2 separate regions of the Mus musculus genome follow, and region 2 is linked to region 1. The links are chromatin loops, found by intact Hi-C in ENCODE. Cell type or tissue: left cerebral cortex. All regions are shown on one strand.

Region 1 (8,000 bases):
TGAGATAACTGCATAGCTCAGAAACAACAGCAATAACAGATAAGAGAACAGGAGAAGGTGCTAAAGTGGAGAGAGTTGAAAGACACAGTAACACTCCTGGTTTAGGGCTGGCAGATCACAATCTGGCATAATCAGGGTGGCCAGGCCAGGGAGTTTAGAGGCTTGGAAGTAAGCTATTCCTGGCCAGGCCACCAAGTAGTTGTGTCCATAGAATCTTTCTGAATCTCTTCCACATTAAAAGAGAAAACAGTTGTTTTCCGAGATTCTTTTCTTCTATAGCACCCCACCCCCCATCAAGCCCCTCTCCCAATGGCCACTACACAGGGGCCTTCCAACGGCCCGCCAAGAAGACCTGGCCACTCAGGCTAGGATAGACATGAAACTGGCCTAAGAATTACATGCTGTGTTTTACAATCTCAAAACATTACTCAGCAATCCTGTACCACTGCTATCCCAGAAGCAATCCTGCTAACACAACCTGATGGAGTCGATGGAAGGGGGGAAATGGTCTTTTGCATCTGTACAGCTAAGGCTAAGGTCAAGTTAACTTGGTCTAGACCTGGCTAAGCCTTTCCTTGATAAAAAGAACCCGCCCTACGAGGGCGTGAGATGATGTCTCTGGATGGATTAAACAGCAGAAAACCAGATACCAGCTAGTTTCTTTCTTTCTATTTTTTTTCTCGCTCTCGTTTAAACTTACTGTTGCTCTCATAAAAAGCATCAGGTTCCAAAATGGTACAAGCGGAAGAAGACATAAGGCACTTCTCAGCTCCCAAGGGGAATTACCACTCCCCCCCCCCCCCCCATTCCCTGTTTCTTTTCCTTTTAAGTGGTCTGGGGCCTGCCAGGCAGCGCCATGTCCAGGCCGGGACCCGCGCCGAGGGGAACTTTCCTCCGCTGCGCCCGAGACAATGCGGCGGCCAATGCCCGCGCCTCCCCGCCGCGCAGGGAGAGAGCGCCCCTGGAGAACCGGGAAAAGTGCCGAGGAGAAGGAAAGCGCCCCCAAGGGCCGGGAGAGCACCCCAGAGGAGAAGGAGAGAGTCCCAATGGGAGGGGAGAGTGCCCGGGAGGACAGAGAAAGCGCCCCAGCGGACTCCGGGAGCGCCCCGGCGTCTGCCCGGGCCTCCTCCCGGAGCGGGGAGCCTTGCGCCCCGGGCGCACACCCCCAACCCGGGTCTCCTCCGCGGAGCAGGGGAACGTGCGCTCCGGCGCTGCGGCTGCGGAATCCCCGGGCCGCCCGGCCAACCCCTGCAGAGCCGGCCGCGCGCCCCGCACGCCCCCGGCTGGTGCTCTGCGGACGGACGGGGACACCCGGAGCCCACAGGGGGTGTGCGGGTGGCCGTGCAGCGCCCCACCGCGCCTGTTCCCGCCGCCCCGCCGCCTCGCCACTCACCGGGACCGGGCGGGCCGCTGGGCATTATTCCATCGCGGGCGCGGCGAGGCCGGGCGAGGCGCGGGAGCCGAGCGCGGCGCAGGAAGGGGCGGGCGACCATGTGCCGAGGAGGGGGGAGGAGGAGGCCGGCGACGCGGAGCCGCTCTCTCGAGCCCGCTCGGCGGCGGCGGCGGTGGCGGCGGCGGGAGCGGGCTGCAGGAAATCCAAACACTTCGGCAGGAAATCGGAATCCTGACTAAGCACTCCCGGCCCGCGGCTGCCCCGCTCCGGGGGCTCCCGCCGCGTTTAACCCTTGGCCCGCCGGGCACACTTCAGGGCACAGGAGTATAGGGCAGTGTAGGAGATTCATGGGGTGGGCCTCCTTCTTGGCCACAGAAGGCAGAGGTGGGGCTTATCAGCAGAGAACCTTGGCCTTGAAGTGGGGCTTGCTAAAGCTGGGACACCAAAAGACTGTGGCCTCTCTCCCATCCTGCACTGTCTTCTCCTAGGCTACTTTCTCCTGTTCCTTTCCGTGGATTTCTATCTTCTTACCCAGTGCCTGGAGGCAAAACCTTTTGGATAGCACAGAGATGATCTGGCTAGCATTCGAGCATTCCAGGCTCTGAACCCTGGTTGGAAAATGGCCTTTTTCTCTTTCCTGCAAGTGATACTTCCTTGAGGCTTAGTTTCCCAATCAAGAAAGGAGTGTTCGTAGACTTAATTTGAAAACAAGATGCTTAGACTGGCATGTTGGAGACATCAATGATATCTGTGCTTGGGTATTACTGCACACTAGAGATGTCAGAGAAGGGAGGCTTCTAACTTGTGGGCTGTGTGTTCTGCATGTCTGTGTGGACCTAGCTCGGGGGCAGGTCTGGCCCAAGGGTGTCAGTTTCTCCCTAATTACTGGTGATTATTTTTCTTTGAGTCTTCCAGAAACTGCTGTCTGAAGAAGAAAAGATCAGCCACTGCGTAGTAGAGACCCCTTTCTGGTAAAATTAGAAACTCACCAGGCCTCACAAGATTGGAGATTTTGTTCTTAACCTGAGGGTGGGAGACTTGGGGGGAGGGCGCGTTAATAAGCCTTGAGCTGCTCCAGGGGGGTTAGGAGAACTAGCCAGGGAGTCTGGGCTGCCATGGGGAGTGATTCATTGTGGTTTCCCGAGGAAATGCCACACTTTACCTGTAGGCTGCAGTTTGGTGGTTTTACTTGAGTGTTTGAGATTCCTCTGACTCTCAAGACATAGAGGAAGGACCGCGTGTGGGCAAGTGAGAACTGAAATGACCATGCTGGGAACTGAAACTTGGGTACCAGCTCTATCTCCCAAGGACAAACAGACCTGTGCTTGGCACCCAAAGGCATGTCTCTTCTTCAACACTTTCTGTAGTTACAGGTCACAGGTAAAGCTCCAAGCTGGGCCCCAAGAACCTGGAATGCCTGCCCCTCATAGCCACCATCCTATTGGAAAGAACCTCTACCCAACTGAGGTCGGCAGATAAATCACAGAGCAGAAGTCGGGCCCTCACAGTTCACCGTTTGATCCACTGTGTCTGACACCCCCACATCCTCACCACCCGCACCTCTCCCAACATCCTGCCCCTGGTCCTGTTGCTGCATAGCTCCTGTCTCTATTGTATCTTTCCGGATGCTTGCTTAACATTTCCCCATGGCTAAGCTGCATCACAGCAGAATTCTTGACTGTCTCTTGTGTTCCCACTCTCAGTGCCAAGAACCATACGAGCACATGGGAGCCCCTCAGTCAGCACATGTTGGATATAAGGGGCAAAGACTAGAAATCCAAATCTGTCATCCAAGCATGCCAATTCACTCTCTCCCTCAGCTCCCTGAATCCTTTACTCAGAGACTTGATGTGAAGTGTTCAGTGTAATGGAAGAAGCTCCAGTGGGCTCTGCTAATGGTCCTGGGAAATGAACGCTGTGAACAATTAGGACTGTCAGTTGACATAACTGTAGTCTCTTTGGCACATCACCAGTTAATTATGCCCTCCTCTGTGCTTCCCCAGCATCTCCTCATTAAAGGTCTTGACTATTGGGCCAGGGCATGGTGGCACATGCCTGTACTCCCAGCTCTCGGAAGGATGAGAAGTTCAAGGTCGTGTTTAGATACATAGGGAATTTGAACCTCACCTAAGCTGCTTGAGACCCAGTCTCAAAAAACCAAAAAGACTACTTGTTGCATTATATGTCATATTAAATGGCAAGCCATTCTGCAGTGAAGGGAAGGGAAGGGAAGGGTCCACATTAATGACCCCTTGCTCTAAGGAAGGCCTTAGGACCAAGGTGAATTAAATCTGCTTAGCATTGGCCAAGGGACCCAATAGTTTCTTTGCATTTGTTCTCCAAACAGACAAGCAAGAAATTAACCCATCCTTTCACTATTCACCCCTCCCCCCTTTTCTCCTCCCTCCTTTGTTCTGCTTGGGTTCACTTCCCAGATGAAGTAACCGTACCTAACTCCTGGTCTCCAGTTTTGCTTCTGAGACAACTCAATTCAGAACAGCATGTTATCTATAAATTCACGCTGACTGTCTGGGCACTCCCTATGTGCCTGAGCCAAGATAGCATGAACAGGCCTCATAGTTGGGTAATACTGGAAGGTAAGGTGCACGTTCAGTAACAGAAACCAAAAAGACTAAAACACTTTTGCACTATTTTATAGTTAAGGAAACTGAGGCACCTGAATGTTGAGTGACTTGCCTGAAGCCAAATAGTTAGTGAGTGGAGGAGCTCTAGTCTCCTAACTCTTTGCTATCCATACTGCCTTTCCTGGGAGTTGAAGCCATGGGTACCAGCTGTAGCTGAATATACTCTTAAATCGCATGGAAGACGGAAGCAGGAAAGGACCAGGGGGTCAAGGGAAGAAATTACTCTCAAAGACAGGAGATGGCCAACACTCATAAATATCCCAGAAAATTCAGTCCTGTGAGGATCGAGAGATGAGCATCTATTGCACTGGACAGTGCAAGGCTACTGACTTCTACCGGGGCTGTGTGGATGGAGCAAAGGGATCGGAAGCCAGATTGCAGTGGGTTGTGGAACGAGTGGGAGCCTGCAAGTGTAGACAACTCTTTTGAGAAATGTGGCTGTCTAGCACGTGGGAGGCAAGGGTGGAGGCTTCTCAAAGATGGCCAGGCATGCCAGCGTCTGTGGGGGACGGGAAGGTTCTGTTGGAGCAGTTGCATCTGCAGAGGCAGAACTGGGGGGGCCCACCGGAGGAAAGCGGGATGGGGCAGGCTCTGAACTATGGGAGAACCACTTAGTCCACTGGAGGGGAAGGCCAGCTGATAATATCCAGAGCATCATGAATTTATCCTAGATTCATAGATAGGAATTAAGTGGATCTCTAAAGTTCCCCTAGTTGAATTCCTTACGAAATTCGTGATCAGGACAATCAAATGAGGTTGATATAAAACGCCTTCAACCTCATGACGAAAACGGAATGAGAAGCTATTTTGGGTCCAAGTATGTTAGTGAATCAGGAGCAGTGAGGCTGAGGGAAGAGTTAGGAGACAGCTGGCACTGTGTGCTGGCTGATGGGGGTGCAGGGCACATAGGAGGGACAATGGTGCTCACCTGTGAGGAGGAGGAGGGAGAGGAGGAGGGGGTATTTTTAACCATCACAAAGAGGGAGAAGGAGAAGATTCTGAGGAGGAAGGTAATGAGTTCCTGTTTGTGCTTGGTGCAGAGAAGGCAGTGTGGGTGTGGTTAAGAGTCTCAGGCTTTGCAGGGCTGGGGTAGGGGCCAGGCTTGAGGGGGGAGGGGGGGAGGGGGAGGTAGAGGAGCCTGCACAGTTGGTAAGAGGGGGAGTTGGCACCTAAGAAGGCAACACCCTATGCCAGCTCCTCACTGTCTTGCTTTGCTCGGATTTCCCCAGTGCTGGGTATCATTCTTAGAGCTGTTGGTATAATAAGTTGGTACCTTATTACGAGGGGCTTCGTACACATCGTAGGACATTGAACAACATTCCTGGCAGCAGTCCACTGGACATCAGCAACAAAACCTAGCCCAAAGAACCAAAGCTATCACTAGACATTGTCCAGTGTCTCCTGGCAGCAAAATTGCCTCCCAGGCAGGAGCTCTTTTCTATCATCTTTTTCTCATCCTCAGCTAATCATAGAATTATCAGAAAGTGAACACTCTGGAGGCTGGGGAGATGGCTCAGTCAGCAAAGTATGTACTGCTTAAGCATAAGGCCCCTGAGTTTGATTTCTAGCACCCATGGGAAAAGCCTTCCTTGTCATCCAAGAACTAGGGAGCCAGAGACAGGAAGACCCCTGGGTCTGCTGGCCAGTAATCTAGTATAACTGGTGACCTCCAGGTTCAATGAGAGAATGTATGTTAATAATAATAATTAATATTAATAATTAATAATAATAATGGAGAGAGATTAAGAAAGATATTTGATGTCAACCTCTGGCTTAAACACACACACACACACACACACATGGGATGGGGGCGGGGAGAGAACACTTGATCTGGGCATGGTAGTACATGCCTGTACTCCTATTACTCTACAGGCTGAGGCAGGAAGATTATAGGTTTAAAGCCAACTTGAGCTACACAGGGAGACCTTATCTTAGACAAAACAATAACACAAAACAGATGTGATAGCTCATACCTCTAATCCCAGCATTTCAGAGGTGAAGACAGACAGAATAAGAGTTCAACATCATCCTGGCTATATATGGAGTTCTAGCCTGGGCTACTTGGGACCTGCCTCAAAATGCGCCCCTCCCCCCAATTCCTCAAAAAAAAAAAAAAAAAGAAAAGAAAAGAAAAAAAGGAACTTTTGGATAGAAGCATTTGTTTCCAGTTCAAATCCTGACTTTATTGTCTTCTGTCTTTATTGACCTTTCAAGACTTTATTCCCTTCTCTGGGCTTACATATTCTGTAGTTTTGTTTTTATCTGTCAAATGAAGTTGTGAGAATAAAATTAACCATTCATCTAAGTACTGGTTTCAGACAGAGTGGTGACCCTCAGTCATCAACTGCGACTCTTGGTAGTATTTAGGCTCTGATGTTACATCCAGTAAACATTTTGAAATTGGGGTCTGTAGATCTCGACCTCACAGACATATTAAAGACAGGAGGACATTCTGGAGGTGGTGGACATCTGCACATGAACTGCAGAAAGAAGAGAGAGAGATTGGAGCCTGCAGTGGAACTTGAGTGATTAGAAATACGGGCAAGGAACTACATGTGAGCAAGTTTTTCTTCCAGACAAAGTAAAAAGTACTCCTGGCCTTTGGGAAATATACGTGAAGCATGTCAAATGATTGTCGCCTCGTGGGATCACGTCCCCATTGATAAAAGAACGAGCTGTCACTGAGTGCTCACTATAGGTGGAACCTATATTTATGATATTAACAATCATTTAACACTCACAACACTATAACAGAGCTATAATGTAGGGACTATTTACCATCCCCATTTGCATGAAGAAACTGAGGTGTTAGACAAAGGGAGAGTGAGTTTCTCAGGCAGGACTGGAGGGAAGCCAGTGCCTTAGCTTCTTTCTTGTTGAAGTAATAACAGGGGAAGTTTATTTGGGCTCAGAGTTCAGGGTGCATCATTACAGTGGGAGAGTCAAGGCAGTGGGATCTTAAAGCAGCTGCTCCCAGCGCATTCACAATCTAAAACCAGGAAACAGTGAACACAGGCTGCAGCTCTTTTCTCCACATGTAAAGTCAAGGATCTCAGCCACGGGATTGGTGTCAACCAGAGTGGGTAGTGGTCCCACCCCCCTCGATTAATACAACCAAGAGATTCTCTTGAGTTGACAGTTGTCCCTGGCCATCACAAATAGCCTTTCACAAAAAGAGATCAATATGAGGAAAGGAAGGGGCCCAAAGGAATCTTTGGCTGAAGAGTGTGATGTAGAGTTGGTGGTTGCACATGCCTATAATTCCAGCATTGGGGAGGCCTACCTGAGCTATGTGGTGAATTTGAAGCCAATCTGAGCTATGTATCAAGATTGTCTCCAAAAGTTGTGAGACTCACAAGCATTGAACAGCAACTCTACCAGCAAGCCAAGATCTCTCTCGGACACTGTCCATCCAGTCCTATATACCCTCCAAACACCACGTGTCCTCCATGTGCCTTGCCTTAGCACATGAGCACATGCACGTGTTTCAGCTAACAGCACTCTGACAATCAGCCCAAGACCATGGAAGCAGCAAAAAAGCCTCAACAAATCACCAAGAGTTTTTTGGTGCAGTTCCCTCTACAGAGTCCTGACAAAGAGAGTTCAATTACACAATGTAAGGCAGACAAATACATCTGTGTTCTTAGCAAAGAATCCCTCATCACATGTTCTTCCACGAATCTGCCTTAGTCTTTCAAAATACCAACCAACCGACTTTCTGAAGAACACTTCAGTATCCACTTCAATGTTAATATAATCAACTTGGCAGGATCTAGAATCACCTAGGAGACCAGCCCTAGGAATACTCGTGAGAGATTGTCTAGATTAGGTTAGCTGAGGTCGGAAAGAGCTACCTTAATTTTTGGGCAACACCACTCCACAGACTGGGAAAGGGTGAGAAAGTGAGCTAACCACTATGGTTCCTCTCTCTTTACTGATTCTTTACTGCAGTTTCAATGTGA
Region 2 (8,000 bases), 280 kb after region 1:
TCCTAATTAACAAATTTGATAGTGTCATAGGATATCTTATGTGCTTGCATCATCCCAAGTGTATAAGTGACAAATTATACCCACTGTAATAATGGGGGGAGTTGGAACCTTTTGTATGCTTTTTGGCCACTAGGGACACATTAGTGCCTGAGGGAGATGGTGGGACTCTTGTTTTTCCTTCTACCATATGAGAACACACAGGAGACACCTTCTGTGAAGGATAAATTCTCACCAGCTGTCAAGTTTGTTGGCTCTTTGAATGTGGACTTCTCTACAAGCAACAGATTTCTCTTGTGTATCGGTGTTTGGTCTGTTTTTGTTGTTGCTGTTGGCATATAGCCTGCATGGATTAGGATAGTGGCTCTATATCTCTGCATCAGCTGTGGAATCACTTTTATTCTTCAGATTTCAATAAAATATTACATATACCCCATTTCTACCTCCAATATCTCCATATCTTTCATATCTCTCTCAATAGATAACTCTTGAGTCCTTGGTACACAGAAGTGACTATATATATATATATATATATAGTAGATAAAAAGAGATTAATCATGATAACTGAATGTATATTCATGTGTTGAATACATTATCACTAAAATTGTCTCAAGTGATATTCCCTTCATATGACATACTGGTCTCCAAAACTTTTACAGAGGCCCTTATGTAAGTAGTCTATCCTGTATTATTTATTGTGTTCAATCAATAGCAGCTAATTTCTTAGGCAGTAGAAATAAATACACATACTGCCATCAACCATAGATCTACAATTACTTTTAGCATTCAATATAAATCATAGACTGGAGTTACAGACATGGGTCAGTGGGTAAGTATGAAGACCAGAGTTCAAATCCTAGTTTGGTGACCTGCCCATAATCTCAGCTTTCAGGAGGCAGAGACGAGGTAGCCTTGGAGAATGCTGGCTAATTGCTAGTTTCACTGAATCAGCAATTTTCAGGTTTAGTGAGAAACCCTGACTCAGCATATAAGGCAGAGAGTAGTAGAGGAAGACACCTGATGTCAACTTCTGGCCTTGACACACAATAACATATGTGTTCACACACACACACATTTGCCAATATTCACAAATACGCACATGTCCTGCACAGCAAACACATGAAAATCATAAAGTTTATATTCTGACAGATAAAGAGTTCGCAAAGAAGGCATCATTCCTCTCTCAGGAAGGAAACAACAACAACAAAAAAATCCATTATTTCTCTTAGAATCATCATAGGGTCGTTGTCACAGACAACCTTGTCATAAAAACTTTGTAGCCAGACAGGGCAAATTAATTAACAATCTTAAAGGGTTGGGTGATACAGTGCTTGCCCTGTGTGTGGTTAAACTTAATTGAGCATATGATGGGATTTATTTATTTTATTCATTGAAAAAACTTAATATGATATATTTTAATGATATTTTTCCACTTACCCAGTCCTCCCAGACCTCTTACCTACCTACTCAACTTTATTATTTTTCTCTCTCTTAAAAGAAAAGAAAAGAATCTTTTGTTTCTTTTAATTTTTTGATATTGTGAGTTTTGTTTCTTTTTCTAGGGAATCTTTATTATTTATTTATTTACATCCCAAGTGCTGTTCCCTCCCGGTTCTCCTGCCCACTAAAACCCTCCTTCCTTCTCCCTCCTCTTGTTCTCTGAGAAAGTGGGGTGCTTCTGAGTATTCCTGTACCCTGGTGCATCAAGTCTCTGCCAGACTAGGTGCATTCTCTCCCACTGAGGCCAGACAAGGCAGCCCTGTTGGGGAAAGGATACCACAGTCAGGCTACAGCTTTAGGGAGAGCCCCTGCTCCAGTTGTTGGCGGTCTTATGTGGAAGAAGAGAGATATCTTCTAGGATGGTAGTGGGGAAACCCAGCGAACAGTTCATTTCCATGACTTCTCCCTAACATGCATAACTGAGCATTAAGAACAACAAAAACAAAACAAAACAAAAACAAACAAACAAACAAACAAAAACCAGGAAAACTGCAAGGGCCCATTAGCACATTGCAGGGCAGAGCATCTCCATACTGCGCGGTACGTGAGCCGATAAATGCCTCCTCTGTGAGCAGTCCACACCGAAGCTTATCACTGCTCAGTTCCTGCCCTACTTTCTCTATGTTAGCCATGAAGAATATCTTTCTCTGCGGGGAGGTACTTACACTTTGAAGACAGGCTTTGGATTGCACTCCGGCAGTGTCGCATTAAACACACTCTATTCGTGCCCTGCTCTTTAATTTATGTCGGCTGTGTTGATTCACCAGACAGAGAAGTGGGGTTTCCATGGACTCAATGTTGGGTCCCAGGCCATGGGAGACGAAAGAGCAGGCTGCTTTGGGATAAAGGGACAGCAGCTTTGATTTTTAGAAAGAGTGGGACTCAGAGAAGAGCCTTAGAGGTGGGAGTGGCCTTAGATATTATGATTAGTTTAAAATCTCAACTTGCCATAACCTAAAATTATCTTGGGAGAGAGTTTTAATAAGGAACTGTTCGGGTCAAATTGGCCTATGGGCATGTTTTTGGTAGATGGTCTTGATTGTTTATTGGTGTAGGAAGCCGCAGGTGGCGCTGTTGTCTGGACAAGGTTCCTGAACTCTGCAGGACAACGGACAGCTAGAGGACAGCAGAAGCAGTGAGCAGTCAGCATTAGCGCATCCATTTCTCTCTGTTTTGAGTGTGGATGTGATGTGCTTGAATTTGTTACAACGACAAAAATGAAACCAGGCCTGATGTCCCTTGTTCAGGACACAAAGGGAACCACGGGGAGCTTCCCGTTGTTTGGATCCCTCTGGAAGTGGAGCATTTCCGGTTGGGTAGTTGATTTTCTCTTTGAATGCGAATGGTATACGATAATATTTGCATTTTGTCTGTTTGGTCTATCTATAGAAAAGCATTCGGTCTGTAGTTGGATCGGGTACAACCGAGAAGGGATACATTCCCTGTATCAGACACCTTTTTGCACACTGTAGATGCATTACTAAGCACATAGAAAACATTTATTGCCACATGCTTTATAGTATAGCAGAACTACCATGCAATAAATAGATTACAAGGACATAGTGTAATGTGTGAGAGCTGAGTGGGTTTCAGGGGAGATCTTTTGAAGAAGATAAGATTTGGGCCAAGATTGGAGCCGGAGAGGGAGAGGGAGAGGGAGAGGGGGAGGGGGAGGGGGAGGGGGAGGGGGAGGGGGAGGGGGAGGGGGAGGGGGAGGGGGAGGGGGAGGGGGAGAGGGAGAGAGAGAGAGAGAGAGAGAGAGAGAGAGAGAGAGAGAGAGAGAGAGAGATCTGAATTGAGGTCTTAATTGATGAATGGAAAGACATTCACCCGGAGGCAACACAAAGATCCTGAGGCAGAGATGCACTATGCATTTAAGAACAAAACAAGACAACACTCCCACCCCACCCCCCAAACCAGCAAAGGTGGAATAGAGAACAAGAGAAACAGGAGTTGTAATGAGATAAAGGAGGGAAGCCTGTGTTCCTCTTTTGGGGATCATAATGACTTACTGGATACTCAGAGGTAGAAAAATTCTGGCAGGTTTGAGGAAAAGGGTGGGAATATCTGACTTACTCTTTCATCGGTTCAGTATTTCTTTAAAAATTGTACAATAGAGTAAGAGTGACAGCCCAGTGTTTAGCAATGGGGCAGATGAGGCAGATGTGACTTGGATAAAAGTGGCAGTTGGTGGAGGATAAAGAGAAAGTGGACAGTATAATTTAGTATTTGAAAAGTGGAGGCAGTTGGGCTTTTGGGGTAATCCTCCATGGTGGCATGAGAGATAAGGGGGACCCAAGGATGTGATCTCAGTGATGTGTTTGTGTGTGTGTGAGTGTGTGTGTGTGTGGTGTGTGTGTGTGTGTGTGTGTGTGTGTGTGTGTGTGTGTGTGTTTGTGAAGGCCAGAAGTCATCATTCCCTGGAGCTGACATTAGCATTATAAGTATCTGATATGGGTGCTGGGAACCAAACTCAGGTATTCTGAAAGCACCCAACAGCTGAGCCATCTTGCCAGACCCTGGAAGTCACAAAGCATTTTATTACGATGCAGTTAGTGTACTGAAAGCATCACAGTCCTTTTTCAGCTTCATCTCCAGCTCCAGGGACCACTCTGAGAAAGAAGCAGATAAAACGTTGAGGAAGTAAAGCCTGGTGGGAAGACCTTTGACCAATGGAGGGGGTGCCCCGAGAAGAAACTAAGACATTTTTCATGGGGTTCAGAGAGTCTCTCTGTGAGAGAGTTGTTAGAAAGGACTGAGACTGCCATCACTTAGCCTCTCTCTAGATTTCCTTGGGAAAGGAACCTCTGCCTCTGGTGTACACTCTTAAAATGCATATTCTTCCAACATCATATCATATGGCTAAAAAGGTCACTGACTGGAGCTAAGATGATATATGTGCTCTGACCCTGAGCCTACAAAACTGAGCTAAATATTGCCTCCCACCCCCACCATTTGTGTGCCTGTGTAGAGATCAGAGGACAACTTTGACTGCTGATCCTTAGGTACTCTCTCCTCCCGCAACCCCTGCCAGGGACTCTTCTTAGCCGGGAACTCTCCACGTAGGCTAGACTGACTGGCCAGCAAACCCAAGGGATGGACCAGTGTCCACCTTCCCTAACACTGGGGTTATAAGTGCTTGCCGCTTAAACCTATCATTTTAAACATGGGCTCTTGTGGTCAAATTCAGAATTCTGTGCTGGAAAGGCAAGTACTTTAATGACTAAGATATTGCCTCAGCTGTTGGAATATGGTTCAAGAATGGAGCCGGCGCAAGGAGAATTCTCAGTGCTTATGAGAAAACTCTAAGGGAGCAAGACAAGAGTCTTGTGATGTCAGAGTCTGCAAAATATGGAATTGTTCTTGGAACGTGCTTCCATGGCCCTCCCAGATGTAACAGATTGGGAGGACTTATCCAGGACCAATCCAGGCAATTTGACATAGAAATTCACACAGAAAGTTTTCTATGAGAGAATTAGCCTTCTTGGGATTAGCATAAGCTGCTAGGGAGATGGGGAAAAAACTTTAATTAGTGAGCAACTTAGCATGGAAGGAAAGGAGAAAATCCAGATTTACACTCAGGGTTGGAAAATAGATGATTATGTAAGTTAACATTTGGAAAGGTCAAGGACTGAATTTTTTTTTTTTTGTAAGCCAAAGCAATTGCCATATTGTTTTCTACATACATGGCTGGTGGCATTTTCCTGAGCTGGAGATACTGCTCAATTCTAGTGTGATCCTGTGCAATAAGCTAGCAATGAATTGGTGAGACTTGTTAGTACCTCGGGAAGATGTTTCCAACTCTCACTTAACATAGTGCTTGACCTATAGCAAGCTCTCAGCACAGGATGTCTGTGATGCTACTGCTGTGCTTAGCTTAGTTAAGTGCTGCACGTTGAATGTCTTTGTGCTGCATCCTTGTCTCCCCTTCTCAGAGATGCTCCAGTACCATGAGAACTGCACTCAGTCAGGTGAGTGGGCACCCAGCTTGAGGAAACAGCTGGGAGGGGGTGGCACGGAGGTGGTGCATACGCTAAGACGCAATCTGTAGCCTTCCTAAAAATGGCTCTCCTGGGAGAAAATCATCAACCGCTGCCATTATTTTACATGTGGTGCTAATTATTCCAGGTAGGGACACTATAAATGGAATGCTAAGATATTAATTTAGGGTGTTTGGGGGGAGAAAGTGTTAATTTTATTAGTCACTATTCTAGGCTTTGAAATGAGAAAAAGTTGTTTTTGATATTAAGGAAAATACGAAGTTTAAAGGGGTTATACATCATTTCCCCCCCCCCTTTTGAATGCTCTTGCCCCTTATTAGAGGTCTGTGGGGTGCTGCTGGTTGAGAGGTGTTTGCAGTGTTCTCATATGGATGAAGGGAAGCAGAAGTGAGTATGGAGGGTTATGCACACTAAACAATTACTACAACCCCTCACTGACCTGATCTCACTAGTGTCTACCCAGCCCACTCTCCTTGTGGTGGCCAGGGATCCTCTTAAAGCAGATGTTGACACTGACCGCAACAAAGCAAATTTCCCTTACATTGAGTAAAGGTACATTTCTTCCCGTCAGCTCTGGGCTGCTCGTCTCTGTATTTCCCGGCGTATAGCCTATGGCTGCTCTTGTCTTGTTTACCAAGTTCTAGCCACTTATGATTAATTAATTAATTTTATTTTAATTAATTATTTTTATTTTTCATTCATTAATTAATTTATTGATTCCCTTTACATCCCTATCACAGTCCCGCCCTTCTCTCCTTCACGCCCACCCTTACACCCCTCTTCCCTTCCATTTTGCCCTCCCCTTCTCAGAGAGCCCTAACCCTAAGCCTTCCTACTCTCCCCATACCCTATCGCTGTTTCCCTCCCCACCCTCTCTCCCAGCCAGTTCCCTCTCTCCATCTACTTCCAATGTCTATTTTATTTCCCCTTCTGAATGAGATTCAAGCATCCCCCCCCTTGTGCCCTCTTTGTTACTTAGCTTCTTTGGGTCTGTGGATTGTAATATGGTTGTCCTGTGCTTTATAGCTAATATCCACTCTGAGTGAGTACATACCATGCATATCTTTCTGGGTCAGGGTTATGAAAGTCTTGGAGAGATCAGGGATACAAGGAATATACCTAAACACAATAAAGACAATATACAGGAAGCCTAAAGAGAACATCTTCTTAAATAGAGAGAAACTTAGAGTGGTTCCACTAAAATCAGGGACAAGACAAGACTGCCCACTCTCTTTATATCTATTCAGTATAGTACTTTAAGGTATAGTTAGAGCAATAAGACAACTAAAGGATATATATATATATATATAATTTGTTTTGTTTTTCCAGACAGGGTTTCTCTGTATAGCTCTGGTTGTCCTGGAACTCACTCTGTAGACCAGGCTGGCCTCAAACTCAGAAATCTACCTGCCTCTGCCTCCCAAATGCTAGGATTAAAGGCATGCACCACCACTGCCTGGCTAAAGGATATTTTTAGCTAAAGAAGGCTGCTGAGTCTAAAGTCTCTTCTATATCCAACAACTTGTGGATGCAGAGACACAATGACCCAAGCCCCTTGGTTCCAGTGTTGAAGCCATGTTAGCTCTATCATTTTCTGTGGGATTGTTCTTCAGGGCACAATAAACTAAATAATTTATCTTTCCCCTTTATCCCACCACATGAACATGCTATGTAAAACCTAGCACTCTTACTTCCTGTAGGGGTCAGGAGGATTTTGATACAGGAAGTCTGAAATTATTCTGTTTGCTAATTATACAATCTTAACCAAGTACTTGACCTCTCTTTACTTTAGATTTTGTAGCTGTGAAATGAGAGCAATGGCTGTTCCACACAGGAAAGTCACGAGGACATGGGAGGACTTAGGTACATCTGGCAGTGCCATTTGGTGATCAGTATAAACATGTTAACTGACTGTACATTGAACAACCATCTCCAGAGTCAACTCAGCCCCACCCTCTTTAAATCTGATCATGTTAATCTCTTTCTTTCTTAACTACCCCATACAAATCTTGGTTGTCATAATAATTTATGCCATGCACTATAGATGTTTAAAGTTTATCACCTTCATTTTATTTTAGTATTGCATTCACAGTTTATTTTGCTAAGGAAGTATGGCAATTAGGTGTTGACACAGAATAGCATCTTCCTAAGGATTTACAGACTCAAAAATGGACCCACATGGATAGTAGTAGCTTATGCCAGAAAGAAGACATAGAAGATCAGATAAAGAATATATAACACTTCTTAAAGATGTAACCATGTATCATATTCCTTCAAGGCAATCCAACTCATCCTTTGGGATTATAAGCTATTATTATCCATCACAAAAATAAATGATTATCTAACATGAAGGGTTTAAGTTGAACAAAGCTATCTTAGGAAATAGCACCTACTTATGTCCTCATTAAGTAATTGAGTTTTGTTATGCCAGAGCAGTAGTATTTGTGGAACATGCTCCATGCTCTTCTGCAATGATCTCAAGGAAGGGCAAGCAAATAGCAT

The links. Hi-C counts contacts between places; a loop is a spot of excess contacts. Peaks named below come from ENCODE experiments on the same cell type or tissue, not always from the same donor. Only the 100,000 strongest peaks of a DNase experiment are listed, where the experiment ranks them.
Region 2: it touches region 1 in a loop (14-fold over the local background); 2 of 42 quality-filtered maps call a loop at or near these places.

The regions. Positions count from the first base shown.
Region 1 is chr15:64,381,324-64,389,323 of GRCm38, forward strand. Asap1 (ArfGAP with SH3 domain, ankyrin repeat and PH domain1) reads right to left here and starts at 1,596. Exons shown (of 31, transcript NM_010026.3): 1 at 1,394-1,596. In left cerebral cortex, CTCF peaks have their summits at 989 and 2,535; DNase peaks (open chromatin) are centred at 567, 1,011, 1,636, 2,616 and 3 more places; H3K4me3 peaks cover 2,388 bases; H3K27ac peaks cover 5,485 bases.
Region 2 is chr15:64,659,448-64,667,447 of GRCm38, forward strand. No RefSeq gene overlaps it. Among named protein-coding and RNA genes, the nearest start is that of Gm30691, 33 kb to the left of the region's middle. In left cerebral cortex, a CTCF peak has its summit at 129; DNase peaks (open chromatin) are centred at 2,076, 4,885 and 5,479; H3K27ac peaks cover 1,688 bases.